Linked DNA regions of Homo sapiens: region 1 is linked to region 2. Evidence: chromatin loops called from intact Hi-C (ENCODE). Cell type or tissue: endothelial cell of umbilical vein. All regions are shown on one strand. Links, peaks and the distances in the headings refer to the core of each region. The heading gives the core; the rest is flanking DNA.

Region 1 (9,243 bases), core at 581-8,580, 98 kb before region 2:
ACACAGACCATACATGGTGCCTTTCAATCAAGATAAATGGAAACAAACGAAGATACAGTATTAAATCATAACTGCATCGAATTCACTGTACTGATACCATACTACTGTCATAATTTCATAGCCACCTCTTGTTGCTATTGTGGCAAGCTCCTGTTGCAAGTATCCACTTAAACACCATATGATGCTGATCATCTCCCTGTGAGCAGTTTGTCTCTAATGATACACTGCATATTGCAGTGAAAAGTGATCTCTTCTGGTTCTCGTGTATTTTTCTTTGTGTGCAGTGCATACCATAAACCCTGAATAGCACCATGAGACCCACATGAAGTGCCACTAGTGGTGCTGGGGGTGCTCCCAAGAAGCAGAGGAAAGCCATGACATTACAAGAAAGTTGAATTGCTTGATGTTTACCATAGATTGATGTCTGCAGCTGAGGTTGCCGGCTATTTCAAAAACAAATGAACCAGCCTAACAACCATTGCAAAAAACAAAAGGAAATTCGTGAAGCCATTTCTGGGCCAGCAGGCACAAAAACTTTGCACTTTTTTTGCAAAATTCCTTTCATATTGAAAATGCAGCTTTCATGTGGGTGCAGGATTGCATACCTAGAGACTCTAATATGATTCACGAAAAAGCAAAGTCGTTTTATGACAACTTAAAGCAAAAGGGTGTTGGAGGATCTAAAGCTGGAGCATTTAATGATAGCAAAGGATGGTTTGATAATTTTAGAAAGAGGTTTGGCTTAAAAAATGTCAGGATAACAGGAGAAGCAGCTCCTGCTGACCAAGAGGCAGCAGACGAGTTCCCAGATGCCATTAAGAAATGATTTAAGGGCCGGGCGCAGTGGCTCACACCTGTAATCCCAGCACATTGGGAGGCCGAGGCAGGCGGATCACAAGGTCAGGAGATCGAGACCACGGTGAAACCCCATCTCTACTAAAAATACAAAAAATTACCCGGGCGCGGTGGCGGGTGCCTGTAGTCCCACCTACTTGGGAGGCTGAGGCAGGAGAATGGCTGAACCCAGAAGGCGGAGCTTGCAGTGAGCCGAGATCGCACCATTGCACTCTAGCCTGGGTGACAGAGCGAGATCCCATCTCAAAAAAAAAAAAAAAGAAAAAAGAAAAAAAGAAATGATTTAAGAAAATCATTGAGGAGAGAGGATGTCTACCTGAACAGGTTTTTAAATACAGATGAAGGTACTCTATTCTGGAAAAAAAAATGGACAAAGAACATCTATTAGTAAGGAAGAGAAGTGAGCACCAGGATTTAAGGCAAGAAGGGTTGGGCTAACTCTATTGTGTTGTACAAATGCAGTAGGTTTGTGATTGGGACTGCTCTTATCTATAAAGCTGCTAAACCCTGATCCTTGAAGGGGAAAGATAAGCACCAGTTGCCAGTCTTTTGGTTGTGCAAGAAGGCCTGGATAAGGAGAGCTCTTTTTCTATACTGGTTCCTTCGATGCTTTGTTCCTGAAGTCAGAAAGTACCTTGTGAGGTAGGGACTGCCTGTTAAAGTTCTCTTGACCCTGGACCATGCCCCTCGCCACCCAGAACCCCATGAGTTCAACAGCGAAGGTGTCAAAGTGGTCTCCTTTCCCCCAAACACAATGTCTCCAATTCAGCCTCTAGATCAGGTCATAAGAACCTTTAAAGTTCAATACACACAGTATTCCATGGAAAGGATTGTCAGTGCTATGAGAGAGAACCCCAATAGAGAAAATATCATGAAAGTCTGGTGGGATTACACCATCGAAGATGCCGTTGTTGTTATAGAAAAAGCTGTGAAAGCCATCAAGTCTGAGACATTAAATTCCTGCTAGAGAAAACTGTGTCTAGGTGTGCATGACTTCACAGGATTTATGACACAGCCAATCAAGAAAAGAGATTGTGAGTATGGCAACAAGGTTGGGGAGTGAAGGGTTTCAAGATATGGATTTTGGAGAAATTCAAGAGCTAACAGACACCACACAAAGGAATTAACAGAAGACAACTTGATAGAGATAAATGCTTCTGAACCAGAGCCGGACAATGAGAAACAAGACATGGTAGTGGATTATCAGAACTTATTAACGTTAGTGTCACTGAAGTTGGTATACAACCCCCACTGCTAAATTTGACTGGCTCAGGAAAAAAAAAGAACATAGAAGACGCACTGTGAGAAAAGAGACTGACATTAGACAATCTGGCAGAAGGGTTCCAATGACTTAAGATTGTTGACCAGGTGCAGTGGCTCACACCTGTAATCCTAGCACTTTGGGAGGCTGAGGCGGGTGGATCACCTGAGGTCAGGAGTTCGAGACCAGCCTGACCAGTATGGTGAAACCCCATCTCTACTAAAAGTACAAAAATTAGCCAGGTGTGGTGACGTGTGCCTGTAGTCCTAGCTACTTGTGAGGCTGAGACAGGAGAATTGCTTGAACCTGGGAGGCAGAGGTTGCAGTGAGCCAACGTCGTGCCATTGCACTCCAGCCTGGGTGACAGCAGGACTCCAACTCAAAAAAAAAAAAAAAAGTCAGTTTTGACTTTTTTTACCACATGGACCCTTCTATGGTTTGGGCACTGAAACTAAAGCAAATGGTGGAAGAAGAATTGGTACTGTACAGAAACATTTTCAGAGAAATGAGAAAGGAAAAAAGTCAAACAAAAATGATGATATATTTCCATAAAGTTACACCGAGTGTGCCTGCCTCTCCCGCTGGCCCTTCCACCTTCTCATCCTCTTCTGCCTCTGCCACGCTGAGACAGCAGGACCAATCCCTCCCCTTCCTCCTCCTCCTCAGCCCACTCAGCATGGAGACAATGAGGACGAAGACCTTTATGATGATCCACTTCCACTTAATGAGCAATAAATTTATTTTCTCCTTCATATGATTTTCTTAATAACATTTTCTTTTCTCTAGCTTATTTTATTGTAAGAATACAGTAATAATATTTATAACATATAAAATATGCATTAATCAACTGTTTGTGTTATCAATAAGGCTTCCGGTCAACAGTAGGCTATTACTAAACTTTTTGGGGAGTCAAAAGTTATATGTGGATTTTCAATTACGTGAGGAGTTGATGACCCTAACTTCCTCATTGTTCAAAGGTCAAGCTGTAGTTTCTAGTATTAATTCACTATTGAACTACTTGGCTGGGGCTCTATTTTTCTGGTGGGGCCCTGAGTGCTGCAGCTACCATGGTCAGATATCTACGTATATCTGAATGTTCTCACCACGTAACCTCCAAATGGCCACAAGTTTGCAAAAAAAATTTCATAGGAATTTTTCCAGGGCAGCTTGCATGCTGACTCTGTGCTGGAGGGCAGATGGCCACACTTCCTGTAGTAAGCTGTTTGTAAGCAAAAATAGCCATAGTTATTCCCTCCCCTATCATATCCCTTCACGATGTGCCTTTGCTGCTCCTCCCATCAACAGATGGAGTCTATTTCTCCACCCCTTGAATCCACGCTGGTCTTGCGACTTGGCCAATAGAACGTGGTGCAACCAAGTCCAGGCCTCAAGAGGCCCAGCACACTTCCATTGCTCCCTTGGAAACCCGTCCAACCTGTGCTGTGAACATGCCTGGGCCAGCCTCCCAGAGGAGGCGAGAATGCAAAGCAGAAGGAGCCGTTCCCGCTGAGACCATCGGGACCAGCTAGTGCCCAGATGAGCCAGCAGCTCCCTCCAGATGCAGGGGTGAGGCCCATTTGAGGCCAGCTGAGCCCAGTCCAGATCCAAAGAACCATTCAGACCATCCACAGACTTGTGAGTAAAAGTAAACCGTTGTTATCTTTAACTACTACATTCTTGGGATGATTTGTTATACAGCAGTAGCGGATACGCCCCACGTGTGGGTGACGGCAGGAAGTAGAGAATTCCACATTTGCTTCTGACTCATAACACGTTCTGTGTCCAGGAGTCTCCAGTGCCAACAGGGATCTCCAGGGCAGCAGCAGGAAGTCCAGTCTAGCTGGCTCTGACCTCAGTGGCCAGCTGAGGAAAATGTGAGTGTATGGTTGAGTAATTGCATCTAGTCAAGTTTAAGGTGTGGGTGCTGGATATAGTCCTCAGCTCCTGGAGTGATCCTGGGTGCTAAGGGGGTCTGCTCTGTGGTAGGGACTCTCTGGGGTGGGGCAACCCTCTCCCCTCTGCTGCATTTAGTAGAAAAGTGAAGCACAGAAAGGCTGCCAGCTGCCTGCCCTCAATCGTCTTTCCTGATCTTACCAGTTACAGAGTCTGTATTATTAAGCATAGCACAGTCACCTTTCCTGGCCTCCTTTATGACAAGGGTGGCCAGTCTAAGCAGAAATCACTGGGTGGGGACTTTAGCCTGGGTAGGAGGCCTCCCTTTTCCCTCTCCTTCCCTTCCCACCTCCCAGTCCCCTTCATGCTGAGGTGCCCTGGGCACACACATCTGGCCAACCACACTCCATCATTCTCTTGCAGACAGCGTCCCCTTGGCCACCCTCAGGACGAGGGGTACCTTCTAGAAGGGGATGTGTGTGATCATCTAGCTGGGCATGTCCCCTTGGCCTCACCAACTCCTTACTCTGGGGAGGACTATGGCCCAGAAGAGCCAGCATGGAGTTCGGCAGGGCCTGAGGCCCGGGGCAGGGGCCTCACCCAGCAGGTCAAAGCCCAGCACGATTGCAGGGCTTCCTGGTGTCACTGCAGACCTGGCTCTCTGGGGACACCAGAGTTACCCTGCTTCCCAGTGGACTCATTCCTGATTCCTTGGACCATTGGAAGCTCATTCCCCTTTTCCAAGGAATGACAATTCATGTCTTTCCAAGTTAACTTCCTATTCCCACCCATTCTGCGATGTAGCTGACAATGGCTTTCTCTAAAGAAGCAAAAACCCTAAGTTGGATCTCTGCTAGGCACCCCCTTTGGAAGGTGACAGAGGGACATTTCAGCCCATCCTGAGCATGTCCCCCTCCTTGGTCCTCAAAAGTCACAGGCCCATGCCTTGCCTACCTGATTCATGTGACCCTGTCCCCGCACCTGCAGGCATAGCACCTGCCATCCCTTCCTGTTTGAGACCATCCCGGAGGCCCTCAGCTCCCAGCTGCCCCTCCCATCCTGGGTCTCTGCTGCTCAGTATGTTATCCAGGAAGCATGGGGCAGATGTTTTTGCCAAACCACTGGGCTGTGGCTAACCTGTAGGGGTGGTGAGGGTGACTGCACAGGTGTGTGCAGTTCCCCTCCACCTCCCAGCCATCTGGGCTCTCTGGGGGGAGCAAGTTACATATATATTTATATCAGCAGGGACTGTGGAACCCCCAGCAATAAACACTGATGGCTAAGGACTTTGGGTGCATGTTATCCACTGAATTAAACTCCTCTCCAGCTGCCTTGAAGGTTGAGAGGCTCAGTCTATAGTATTAGCTACAAGCTCTTGATGAGAGCTCAAAGGTCTGTTCCATTACTGATGAGAAAACCAAGGCTCAGAGAGGAGCAGGGACTGGATCCAAGCATTCTGACTCCAGGGGCCTTTCTGAGGGCCCAGGTGGGTCTGGCTTCATAGGCTTCCTCCAGGGAAGTGTGAACTCTGCAAACTGCAGCCTCTCCTGAGGGTATGGAGCTGCTTCTGAGGTTTTGAAGGGAGCTTCTGGAAGCCTTCCTGAGAGCTGAGCTCCTGGGTGCCGACGGGTTGCCCAGTGCTCAAGGGGATGGGCTGGGCCTCCCAGCCTGTGGTTACAGAGGGAAATGCTCTTTGGAGCCCACCCTGAGACGACACCTGCAGTGCATGTTCTGGGGCCCAGACAGAAGGCACCCCTGCTCCTGGAAGGCGTTATTGGGAGCTGCTCAGAGGAGGAGGCCAGAGACACCCTTGTGAGATGGTTGTGCTAGGAAAGTTTTGGAAATCCGATTTTCAAAGTGAAGCAGTGAGCCTGTGTGTACGATGTGCATAATAGTTGTGCGTGTACATACATGTATGTGATGTGTACATGTGTAGGTGCACGTGTGGATATGTGAGTGTGTATGTGCATGAGAGGTGTGTTTATATGTGTGTGAATGTGTGAGCAAATATGTGAGTGTGTATGTGCATGAGAGGTGTGTTTATATGTGTGTGAATGTGTGAGCAAATATGTGAGTGTATGTATGCACATGCATCATGGGCAGGCGTGCTTGTGAGGGTGTGTGTGTGTCTTTGTGTGTGTATATTTATGTGTGCCATATGTGTAAGTGCATGTGTCTATTTGTGCACCTGAGGTTTGCGTGCATATGTGTGAGGGTATGTTAAGAATAGCCCAGACCATGGCATGTGAATGGTGCCTGGTTTTGTCCACTTCCAGGGAAGGAGGGAGCAGGACGGTGACACGCCATCTGTATTGGCCAGTCCTCTTTCCTGCCACCATTCTTTTGCCCCAACTTTCTTTCTGTTAAGCCTTCATCTGGGGCCTGCTACCGTGTAATATTGCCTAAAGATGATCTGTCCTTCCCAGTAACAAAGCAGTGCATGCTCCTCACAAAAAACTGGAAAATAGGCCAGGTGCAGTGGCTCACACCTGTAATCCCAGCACTTTGGGAGGCCAAGGCAGGAGGATTGCTTGAGTCCAGGAGTTCGAGACCAGCCTGGGCAATGTGGCGAAACAAAAAATACAAAATTAGCTAGTGGGATGGCATGCACCTGTAGTCCCAGCTACCCAGGAGGCTGAAGTGGGAGGATGGTTTGAGCCCCGGAAGCGGAGGTTACAGTGAGCCAAGATCGCATCACTGCACTCCAGCCTGGGCGACAGAGCCAGACCCTGTCTCAAAACAAGCAAACAAAAAACCCCCCAAAACCGACAACAACAAAACCTTCTGGAAAATAGAGAAGAGCACAAAGAAGGAAATAAAAATTGCCTTTAGTCCCCAAAACCAGAGTGCTGGCTGTGGCTTAATAGAATGTTCTTCTGCAGCTGGGACTTAGGGAGCCGAGGAGGAGAGGGAAACACGAGCACCATCATCATCCGAGGGCCCTTGACCCTTGGCCCCACACGGGCTAAGCCTTTGGAACTTCAAGGTCTCTTACATTGTTATGTTGTTGCTGTTGTTGCTGTTGTTTTGTTGTTGGATTCTTCATGATTCACAAAGTCCTGGAGGTGACCAGTTTGGCCTGAGCTGTGAAAACCGATATAGTGACCTGGGTTTAAATTAGGTCTCCACCAACCTAAAAGTTGTCTCATCTTGGTTGGCTCAGTCATTTAACCTCTTCAAAGTGAAGCAGTGAGCCTGTGTGTATGATGTGCATAATGGTTGTATGTGTGCATATGTGTATGTGATGTGTACATGTGTAGGTGCAGGTGTGGATATGTGAGTGTTTCCTCAGTTTCCTCATCTCTACAATGGGGTAAAAACAATGACCTTGAAGGGCAGTTGTTGGGGTAGACATTGTGTCTGGCCTCCTCCTGTTTTCTCTCAGACCCTTTTCTCTCCTTTCTGCTTTCTGTTCTACAGTGTGGAGAGGGTCCCTTCCAGGGCCCCTGCCCTCTGGCTTCAGATAGGCTTGGACAAGTGAGTAGAAGCCTGGAGGGCAGAGGCGGGGAGAGCTCAGGGTGTGTCTCCCTGCTCTGCTTCTGGGGGTGTGTCAGGCAGTGGCTGCCTCTCTGCTGCGGCTCCAGCTCCTGCCAGAGGCCCCAGAACCATCAACTCTGATGACCCCACCTTGTCCCTTTGTCCTTTCCTGTCCCAGCCCTAGTGATGGTAGCAGTGGCTTCCTGTTGTTACTAACCTCTGGGTGACCTCGACATCCTCATATGGCTGTTCATCAATTCAAAGCTGCAAAACAAGTTCCCTCTATTAAACTCCCTGGGTTGGAAGATCTAGCATGGTTTTGGTTTTGTGCTGGGACCCTGATCCGTACAGAAATGACAAGCAGGGCAGTGTCTGGTGCCAAGAGGAGGGTCAATGTGTAGCACTCAGGTCTAGAGCTGTGGCCCCTCGTGGGCTTATGACAACATCACCAGCTAACCCCTTCTCTCAAGCGAAGAGCTCAACCCTGCCTTCTCGCCTTTCTTGATCAAAGCCCTGACTTAGCTCTTCGGCATTTTTTTTTTTTTTTTTTTTTTTGAGATGGAGTCTTGCTTTGTCATCAGGCTGGAGTGCAGTGGTGCGATTTTGGCTCACTACAATCTCCATCTCCTGGATTCAAGCAATTCTTCTGCCTCAGCCTCCTGAGTAGCTGGGACTACAGGCCTGCGCCACCACACCCAGCTAATTTTTGTATTTGTTTGTTTGTTTTTTGTTTTTTGTTTGAGACGGAGTCTCACTCTGTCACCCAGGCTGGAGTGCAATGGCATGATCTTGGCTCACTGCAAGCTCCGCCTCCCAGGTTCACACCATTCTCCTGCCTCAGCCTCCCGAGTAGTTGGGACTATGGGCACCCACCACCATGCCCGGCTAATTTTTTGTATTTTTAGTACAGACTGGGTTTCACCATGTGGGCCAGGATTGTCGTGATCTCCTGACCTTGTGATCCACCCGGCTTGGCCTCCCAAAGTGCTGGGATTACATGCGTGAGCCACTGCACCCAGCCTCTTTTGGCATTTTTAGTAACATGACCCAGTGTAAGGGAATGGGCTCTGGCAGCCCTGGGTTTGAACCTAGATTCACTATTAGTAGCTGGGTGACCTTCAGCAGGCCGCGTCAACTCAGCTGCATTATCTAAGCTCAGGGGATAAGAATACCTAATTCACAGAGATGGTATTTGTAAAGTACTCAATAGAGAGTAAACAGTCAGGTGTGAGGGCTCATGCCTGTAATCCTAACACTTTGGGAGAATGAAGCAGGAAGATTGCTTGAGCCCAGGAGTTAGAGACCAGCCTGGGCAACATAGCAAGATCCCATCTCTAAAGAAAGAAAGAAAGAAAGAGAGAAAGAGAGAGAGAGAGAAGGAAGAAAGGAAGGAAGGAAGGAAAGAAAAGAAAGAAAAGAAAGAAAGAAAGGAAAGAAAGAAAGAAAGAGAAAGAAAGAAAGAAAAAGAAAGAAAGAAAGAAAAGAAAGAAAAGAAAGAAAAGAAAAAATTAGCCAGGTGTGGTGGTGCATGCTTGACCTGCTCAAGGTCACCCAGCTAGTAATAGTGAATCTAGGTTCAAACCCAGGGCTGCCCTACTGCAGAGCCCAGTAATCCCAGCCACTTCCGAGGCTGAGGTGGGAAGATGGCTGTAGCCTAGAAGTTGGAGGCTGCGGTGAGCTGTGATTGCGCAATTGCACTCCAGCCTGGGCAAGAAGTGAGACCCTGTTCTCAAAAAAGAAAAAAAGGAAAAGAAAAA
Region 2 (9,243 bases), core at 885-8,884:
CAGACCCATAGAACCATCTGCTTACAGAGAGTTGACCCTGAGATGCTGCAGAGATACCTCCAGCTCGACGTGTCCAAAATAGAACACATTAGTGTCCTCTGCACCTGAATCTCTCTCCTTGATTTCATGCCCCAACACTGACTTAGCTGAGACTCCATCATTTCTGACCTTGATTCATGCAATCGCCCCCAATTCTGCCTCCTACCCTCTGCCTTCCCCCTGCTGTGGTCATAGTGACATTACCCTCCCTGCTTAAATTCTCCAGGGTCTCCCCACCATGGTTGGAATAAAATGTAAAGATCTGAGAGTAATACGTGAGGTGTTGAATGATCTGGCCCCATTCCACCTAAGCATAAGAAGGCTCTGATCCAGCCCAGGTTCCTCCATTGACTGACTGTGTGACCTTGAGCAAATAACCTCTCTATGTCTCAGTTTTTCTGTATGTAAAGTGAACAATAATAATTTCAACTCCTGTTAGGAAGATGCAATGAAAAATGCACGTAAGCGCTTAATACCATGCCTGGCATCTAGTGGACTGTTACTCATCTCTCTCATCTTTCTGGACAATCCATGGTCTCTTTCCTCATCCCTCAGAGCTCCGACCCCCTTTTTAATTCTCCACATGTTGCTCATGCCATTTTCTCTTCCCTGCCTATGTTCCCTTCCTGCCCTTTCCCATCTTCTTCCCCTATCTCTCTCCTTCTCAAGACCCCACTCAAAGATCACACCCTTCAGGAAGCTTCCCCTGCCTACTCTCTTGCTGGGTAAGTCTGGGTTGGAGTCACCATGATGCCTCTACACATCTTGATTGAGCTCACCAGGGGCAGCAAATTTATGGTCTACATGGCAGATTATGCTATTGATGTGCTTTCTTTGCCCTGTATAGTATTTTAAATTTATTTTGAATTTATTATGACATTAAAAAGTTGAGAGATACCACGTGAAAATCTGGATGCAACTCTTGAAAAACTGAAGGAGATGGCAACCTGGCCACCACCAGCCAGGAGCTGAGTGTCAGCTGCTACCTTTTAGGGAGCACAGAAGTTCACCACAGTCCCCACCATTCCCTATTGTATGACACCCAGCTGCTTCACACTGCCTTAGTGTGAATTCCTCCCAAACCAGACCCTGAGATGAGAACTTGGGTGCAAGTAGTTTATTTGGGAGGTGAATCCAGGAAGCACAAGGGAGGGGTTGGAGAAGTGAGACAGGGAGGAGAGAAAGCCCATACATAGGGTGCTAATGGACCAGTTATCCCATAGGCAAGTGGGGCTCAATGCTACTGGGCACCTCTGAGAAACATCATAGAACATGCCTCAGAATGGTCCCACTAGGGGTGGGGCGGCTGGGGTATTTATCGCCAGCTGCCATCTCTTGTTGGCTGCAGGCCACCCCTGGGGTGATCCATCCCTGGTCCTCTCAGCTTGCCCAGTGTGCAAACACAGCAAACCCTTAGAGAAGTGGAGAGCTGCAGTGCACCTGAGGGTGTTCACTGCATCACCGGCGAGACCCGAGATGGGTGAGGGGACACAGCACCTGCCTGGTTCCCACAGACACTCATGTTTGCAACCTCTGAACCCAGTAGCATTGCCCTTGTCTGGTTATTTTTCTTCCCCAACCCTAAACTGTGAGCATCTTCAGGATAGGGATTGTGAACTTTCTCTCTTTAACTCTGGTGCTTAGCACTGTGCCTGGCACGTAGGTACTCAATTTAAAAAAAAAAGTGTGTGTGCCTCAGTTTGCTTATATCAACACAAAGGCGGTTCAGCTCTGTGATGGACACAGACACACTCTGCAGGAGTGGAGCAGATCCTCTCAATTTGCTGCCCAAATATGTGAGTAGGGACAGCTCACCTTCCTGGTACTGCTATAGCTGAGGTAGGAAAAGCTAGTGGCTTGTGAGCCATGGTACCGATTCAACCACAAGTTGTTGGAACCAGAGAAAGGGAGGAGACCCATAGGATGAGCCCCTGCCGCTAATGGAAGCATGTTAGAATTCATCCAGCAAATACCTACGGGTTTCCTGCAGAATGCTTGCCGCACTTAAGGGTGCTGGGGATATACCACCTTACATTCTGGAGATGGGGATACAGACATTTTGGAAGCAAATCAAGATCTTTTTAGAGGGTGATAAGCACCATGAAGAGAATAAAGAGGGCGATATGACAGAGTAGCCAGAGGAGGAGACGACTGGAGGTTGAGTGGTCAGGAAGGGCCTTTTTGAAGAGACAACATTTGAACTTTATGCAGATACCAGTGGAAAAGGCATTGCAGGTGGAGAGAACAGAATGTGCAAAGACCCTGAGGCAGGAATTAACTGGTCTACCTCAAGGATCAGAAAGAAGTCTTGAAGATAAGGGGGCAGGCGTACAAGACGAGGTCTGAGAAAGAGACAGGCACAGGTCACATGGGACCCAGTGAAGCCTCAGAGAGCTTGAATTTTACTCCAAGTGCAATGAAAGGGTGTTGCAGTTTTAAAGATGTGACTGCATCATCTAATTTGGTTTTTAAATAATTCTTCTGGCTGCTGGGCAGCGGACCAAAGGCCTAGGGTAGGGAGGGGAGTAGAAGGGAAGGTGTGGAAACAGGGCTGGTGGAGAAAAGTTGTCCTCTTCCAACTAGAAGTAGTGTGTGGCATGAGCTATGGAGGTGGGAAGATGGTCGGTACATTCTGGAGTTGGTGTGGACAGGACTAATGTTGAACAGGACATGGGTGGGACAGGAGGGGAGACTACAACTTTAGGGTTGACAAACATAATCACTTCTGCGCTGAGCTATTGGTAATTTCCCAAAAAGGGGCTGTCACTTGTCACCCCTTCATCCTCCATGGCCTGCCTGGGATATTAGGACAGTGCCTTGAGACCTTCCTGGGGAGGCAGCACCCTCACCATCACACAGACTTTTTGGAACAGGGGCCAAGCTTCTCTCCATGGGCACCCCAGATTCTTGAGGTTGAGGGAGAGATACGTAGTGTGAGAGACTATTTCTGGGGATTCTGAGTGCCTGCATGAACAGAGTACTCCATGGTCCCTCCCCAGTCCCCAGCCCCTGGAGAGGCACTGCATTCTGCAGCCCAAGTGTCTGCAAATCCTGGCAAAGGGAACTTCAACAGACCTCAGAATTGTCCTTTTTTTGTAAGTCTCTGAAAGCCCCTGGATGATTGGAATTTTTGAAGCAAGCTTACATGGTACAGGACTGATGTATTAGTAGTGATATCAGACCTTCTGCTCCCAGGTGAGTGGACCCATTGGGCACTTACTGGCATAGTGCTGCCCCGATTCCAGGTACTGGGGCTATCTTCACAGCCCCATTACAAACCCAACATTGTAAGTAAGTACCCCCATTTTTCTAAGAGATGGCTTAAGTATTTTTTTCTATGTCTTTTCTCATTCCCCTGGTTCCCCACTTCCTACTTAGCCGTTTAGAAATGCAAATATATCCTTTTTCCTCCCCTTCACCAGACTCCCTACAGGGCAAATTCATCTACATGCTCCAAGACAGAACTCTTGAGAGTTAACAGTCAATTTACAAACCAAAGCATGCCCCTTAAGAAACTCTCACCCTCCAGGAGGTTGCCTCAAAAGAGAACAGCCTGCCCATTAGGGCACCAGCAGTGACCAGCTCAACCACCTGGTACCACCACCAGCTCAACCACCTAGACACCAAGCTAACACTCGGACCCCTCACCTTGCCTGCTTCCTCCTCTGCCTTTAAAACAAATTTTTTTTTTTTTTTTTTTTTTGGCAGACAGGTTCTCACTCTGTCACCCAGGCTGGAGTGCCCTGGTGCGATCTCCACTTACTGCAATCTCCACCTCCTAGGCTCAAGCAATCTTGCAACCTCAACCTCGCAAATAGCTGGGACTACAAGTGCACACCACCGCACTCGGCTAATTTTTTGTATTTTTTGTAGAGATGGGGTTTCATGATGTTGCCCAGGCTGGTCTCAAACTCCTGAGCTCAAGCAATCCGCCTGCCTCAGCATTCCAAAGCTCTGGGATTACAGGTGTGAGCCACCATGCCCAGCCCCTCCCCTGCCTTTTAAAAGTGCCCACTTTCTGTTCCAAAAATGAAGTGATACATTCAAAGGCAAGGTGGACACCAGTGCTTCTTCCCGTAAGCTAGCTTTGAAAATAAATCAATTTCTTTATAGCGGACCTCGCTCTTATTCAATGGACTCTGCAGGCAGCAAGCGACTGTCCCACCAGCCTTTTAGTTACAATGCGGATGTCCCTTTCCGTCTTTTACAGCCACACGTTAAGATTTTTAACAATGAAGACCATATTTCTAAATGCAAATTAAAACTGAAAAATGTGGGTATGGTGGCACACACCTATAATCCCGGCTGCTCCGGAGGCTGAGGCGGAAGGATCACTTGAGCCCAGGAGTTTGAAGCTGCAGTGAGCCATGATTGCATCACTGAGCCTGGGGTCACAGAGCAAGACTCTGCCTCTAAAAAAATTAAAATTTAACTTTAAAAATCCTGAAAAATTTAATGCTACTACACCTCCCCCAGAATTGATAAGACTAAAAAGACTGACCCACCCAGTGTCGATAAGGATTTGGGGCAAGCAGACTTCCCGTACATGGCTGGCAGGAGTATAAATTGGTCCAACCATGTTGGGCATCTGTTTGGCAGTGTCCAATGAAATTAACATACATATGCTTTGTTACTCAGCAATCCCACTTTGAAGTACACCCAAGAGAAACGAGAGCATGTGTTTACCAAAAGACACGTACAAGAATATGCTTAGCAGCACTATCTGTCATAGCCAATGAGTAGTCTATTCATACAATGGAATACTATACAGCCACGAGAAAGAATGAATTATTACTGCACACAATATCATGGATGAATCACACCAACATAACATGGAAAGGAGCCAGACACAGAACTGCACATATTTTACACATCCATTTATATAAAGTTCATAAATAGACTAAACGCTCTCTGCTGCTAGATGTCAGCTGTGGGAAAGTGGACCCGTCTGAGACGGGGCCCGAGGGGCCTGCCAGTAATGTCCTGTTCTTTACCTGGGTGGTAGTTAAGTGGCTGTGGTCACTTCTGAAAATTCATCACACTGTTCGCCAATAATTTGTGCATCTTTCTGTGGGTATTACACTTCAACAGAGTTTTGTAAGAGACCATATTCCATAACTCAGTCACTCAAATGGATCTTCAGAAGACTTGTTGAGAATGGATCAAATGGGTCGTCACCATGTTGAGAATAGTATAGAGAACCACTTGGGGCTCTAGTGGCCATTCCAAAGGAGGAATTCCAGAATGTTCTGAGCCAGGAGTGGGTAACCTCAGTAGTGGCTGGGCCCCCAGGGGCCTGGGTGGACAACATCCTTATGGGGAGTGAGAGAGAAGCCCTTTGGTCTAAGGAGGGGCCTGCTTGCCTGTGGGTGACCCCGAGCAGCTCTGATTTTGCTTCCTTTGCTGAGGGCCCAACCCTGAGGCCATTAATTATGGGGCATTGTTTGTCCATTGACTTATGGACACTTTAAAAACATAACTGTATTAGGTTTGGGAATTTTGATCCTGTGCCTGCCCTGGAAGCCTAAGGAGACTGGCCGGAAGTGTTACACAATGGGGAGGTTCCCGAGAGGTCCCCGCGGCTTTGCCGGACTCAGCCAGCCAAGGGATTTCCCTGCTTCCCGTGGGTTCTTCCTCTCCCGCCCCATCGCTTGGGTCACATTGTGGCTGTTCAGGAAACTGCCTGCTTTCAGGAGCACCAGGGGGCTGCCGTCCTTGTTTGGGCATGAGAGTTTGATCCCTGGCAGGTCCTGGTGAGGTCACAGCACCTGAGTCTGTCCCATGGGCAGTCAGGGTCTGGAAGTTGGGTGGGCCACTGGGGGTCCCTGGAGGGCTCCACCCTGTGTGAGCCCTGGGAAGCTTTGCACGCCTCCCAGAAACAAACCTTTGCTCACCCCAGTCACGAGCGAATTTTTCTCTCAGGGTCAACCTCTTCCAGGTTTCACCACAAGGCAGAACAAACAACCCTTGAGGCAGTTGTCTTTCTAGTTTGCTCCAGAGCTGAGTCAAGAAGGAACAGCTGACGGGGACTTAGTAGAACACCAGAGCTCCCACTGATGGCCGGGGAAGAGGGTCGGATGGCTGGGCAGTAGAGGCCCCCAGCTCTCAGTGCTGGCCATTGGCTTGATTCAACACTTACTTATTGCATGCCTACTCATACTAGGCACAGGGCCAGGCCCTAGTGATTAATTTGAATGGGTTGACATAATAAAATAAGTACATTTTAAAATTATATTAGAAGATGATAAGGGCTACTGTGAAGAAAAAACATTTTATAAAGCTGGTAGAGGAGATAGGGGCGGTGTTTTTAATGAGAGGGCCTCCTGCGAAAGTGTAAGCAGAGTCTTAAAGGGTGAGTGAGCTGGGTGGAGGCTGGGGAAGGCTGCTCCAGGCACAGGAGGAGCCGTGCAGAGGCTGGGAGGCCTCTCTGCCAACAAGCGGCTCTGGTGTGTTTAAGGACCAACAAGGGGCCGGTATGGCCAGGGTGGAGAGGAGATGAGAGAAGGAATAGGTCCAGATTGTGCAGGGTCTTCCAGACCATCTTAAGAAATTTGGTTTTACTCTGAGATGGGGTAGGATGTCATCAGACTAACATGAAGCCAGTCCCCAGGTTGGTGACTAGAAAAACCAGCTGCAGTAAGAATCAAAAGTCTTAAAAATGTTTCTGCCTTCTTATTCAGTTAAATGCATTCTTAGGCATCTTCCTTAAAAGAAGAATGGAAAATATTGCAAAGATTTCTGTTTTAGAATTCACTCATTCATTTTTTAAAAAATACGTATATAGCTGCTCATAAAAGCTTTGATTGTAATGGTGAAAAAACTGAAAGCCAAAAAGTCAAAAAGAGAAGGCACAAATCAACACATTATTGGACACAAATTTGATGGATTGTTATACACATAGCCGTTAAAAACCATTTTTCAGGCTGGGTGAGGTGGCTCACGCCTGTAATCCCAGTACTTTGGGAGGCCAAGGTGGGCAGAACATCTGAGGTCAGGAGTTCGAGACCAGCCTGGCCAACATGGTGAAACCCCGTCTATACTAAAAATACAAAAATAAGCCTGGTGTGGTGGTGTGCGCCTGAAGTCCCAGCTACTCGGGAAGCTGGGGCAGGAGAATCACTTGAACCTGGGAGGCAGAAGTTGCAGTGAGCCGAGATAGGGCCACTGCACTCCAGCCTGGGCGACAGAGCGAGACTCCATCTTAAAAAAAAAAAAAAAAAAAAAAAAAACAGCCATTTTTCCAAAAAGATTTAATGATGAGGGAAAATGTTTAAAGCATACAAATGAAAGAAACAGGATAACTTATGTTTGATAAGATCATTTTTAAAATTTTAAAATTTTATTTATTTATTAAATTATTTTTTTGAGACGTCTCTCTGTCCCCCAGGCTGGAGTGCAGTGGCGTGATCTTGGCTCACTGCATCATCTGCCTCCTGGGTTCAAGCGATTCTTCTGCCTCAGCCTCCTAAGTAGCTCGAATTACAGGCATGCGCCACCATGCCCAGCTAAATTTTTTTGCATTTTTTAGTAGAGACAGGATTTCACCATGTTAGCCAGGCTGGTCTCGAACTCCTAGCTTCAGGTGATCTGCCCGCCTTGGCCTCCCAAGTGTTGAGATTACAGGCATGAGCCACTGCGCCCAGCCTCTCAATTTGCTTTTGAAAATATACAGCATACATGTGACATTGATTTGCCTTGAAAACATGATGCTAAGTGAAAGAAGCCAGTCACAAAAGACTACACAGCATGTGATTCTATTTACATGAAAGGTCCAGAACAGGCAAATCCATAGAAACACAAAGTCCATTTGTGATCGCCAGGGGCTGGGTTGGGCTGGGGGAGGGGAGCAACTGCTAGGGGGATACCTTTTTGGGGTGATGAAAATATTCTAAAATCAAATAGTGGCGAGAGTTGTATCAACTCTGTGAATATACTGAAAACCACCAAGTTGTACACTTTAAAAGAACAAATTTTATGGTATACAAATTTTATTGAAATAAAGCTATTATTTAAAAATGTACCTATAGGCAATTGAAAAAAGACTGGAAAGAAATCCGATAAAATATTAGATGATAGGGTTTATTTCCTAACTTATTCATTTTCTTCTATACATTCCCCTATATTTTCCAAAGTTTTCACAATGTAAATCCACGATTTATTCATCGTACCCACGCACATTGGTTAAGAAACTCAGTCATTGTAAATCTGTAAAAAGACAAAAAAGGGGCAAACATTGCCTATAACAGAGCCTTCTCGGGGACTTCCTGTGACTCTCACCCCCACTCCCAAGATAGGTTCACATGGTAGTGATTTGTGATGTTCACCCCAATTTTCCATTCTCTCCTCTCCCAGCAGACAGCACTACCTGGTCCCCTTGGGGCTGGGTGGGGCCATGTGACTGGTGCTGACCAGCCGTTTGTTAGTGAAAGTGACATGTCACTTCTGAGCCAGAGCATTTAATGGCTAGTGTGAGACACTTCTTTCTGCTGAAGTATCCTGCATACATTCAAGATGAGGTTGCTGTGTCAGCTCAGGTTGTGGAGACAGGACAACACAGAGCTGTCCCAGCAGACCTGAGATGGGCACGGAATGGGCATGAGATAGACAGCTTTGCTGTCCTAAGCCACTGAGCTCCTGGGGGTGGTTGTTGCTATCACAGCACAGCGTAGCCTGCACTGACTCATGCACACAGACGGTGAGGTCTGAGGAGCTGCCACCAATGTTAGTCATCTGCAGCTGCTGTCCAAAGTAAAATATATCAATAACTGCATGTTCCATTGCTGCACAGCACCTCACTTCCTTTGCTTTTTTTTGTTGTTGTTTTGTTTTGTTTTGAGATGGAGTCTTGCTCTGTCACCCAGGCTGGAGTGTGGTGGTGTGATCTTGGCTCACTGCAACCTCTTCCTCCTGGGTTCAAGCAATTCTCCTGCCTCAGCCTCCTGAATAGCTGGGATCACGGGCACGCCCCACCATGCCTGGCTAATTTTTGTCTTTTTGGTAGAGATGGGGTTTCACCATGTTGGCCAGGCTGGTCTCGAACTCCTGACCTTGTGATCTACCCACCTCAGCCTCTCAAAATGCTGGGATTACAGGTGTGAGCCACCGGACTCGGCCACCTCACCTCCTTTTCTATTTAAAATGCCTTCATGTCTACTTTTGAGCTTTCTTCAAAACAAAGCTAGGAGGTAAGAAAATCAGTTACTT

Evidence for each region. Hi-C counts contacts between places; a loop is a spot of excess contacts. Peaks named below come from ENCODE experiments on the same cell type or tissue, not always from the same donor. Only the 100,000 strongest peaks of a DNase experiment are listed, where the experiment ranks them.
Region 1: a loop joins it to region 2, with 5 times the contacts of the local background. A loop is called at or near these places in 3 of 110 quality-filtered maps.

Annotation. Positions count from the first base shown.
Region 1 is chr20:17,844,673-17,853,915 of GRCh38, reverse strand. It overlaps LOC107985440 (a long non-coding RNA gene), which reads left to right and starts at 3,526. Exons shown (of 3, transcript XR_001754511.2): 1 at 3,526-3,751. RefSeq lists enhancers at 3,737-4,031, 3,373-4,572. In endothelial cell of umbilical vein, for the core only: no CTCF peak of the experiment used is centred there; a DNase peak (open chromatin) is centred at 3,885; H3K27ac peaks cover 2,519 bases.
Region 2 is chr20:17,746,995-17,756,237 of GRCh38, reverse strand. No RefSeq gene overlaps it. Among named protein-coding and RNA genes, the nearest start is that of BANF2, 52 kb to the right of the region's middle. RefSeq lists enhancers at 3,109-3,814, 5,140-5,692. In endothelial cell of umbilical vein, for the core only: no CTCF peak of the experiment used is centred there; DNase peaks (open chromatin) are centred at 5,617, 6,207 and 8,727; H3K27ac peaks cover 1,988 bases; H3K27me3 peaks cover 1,494 bases.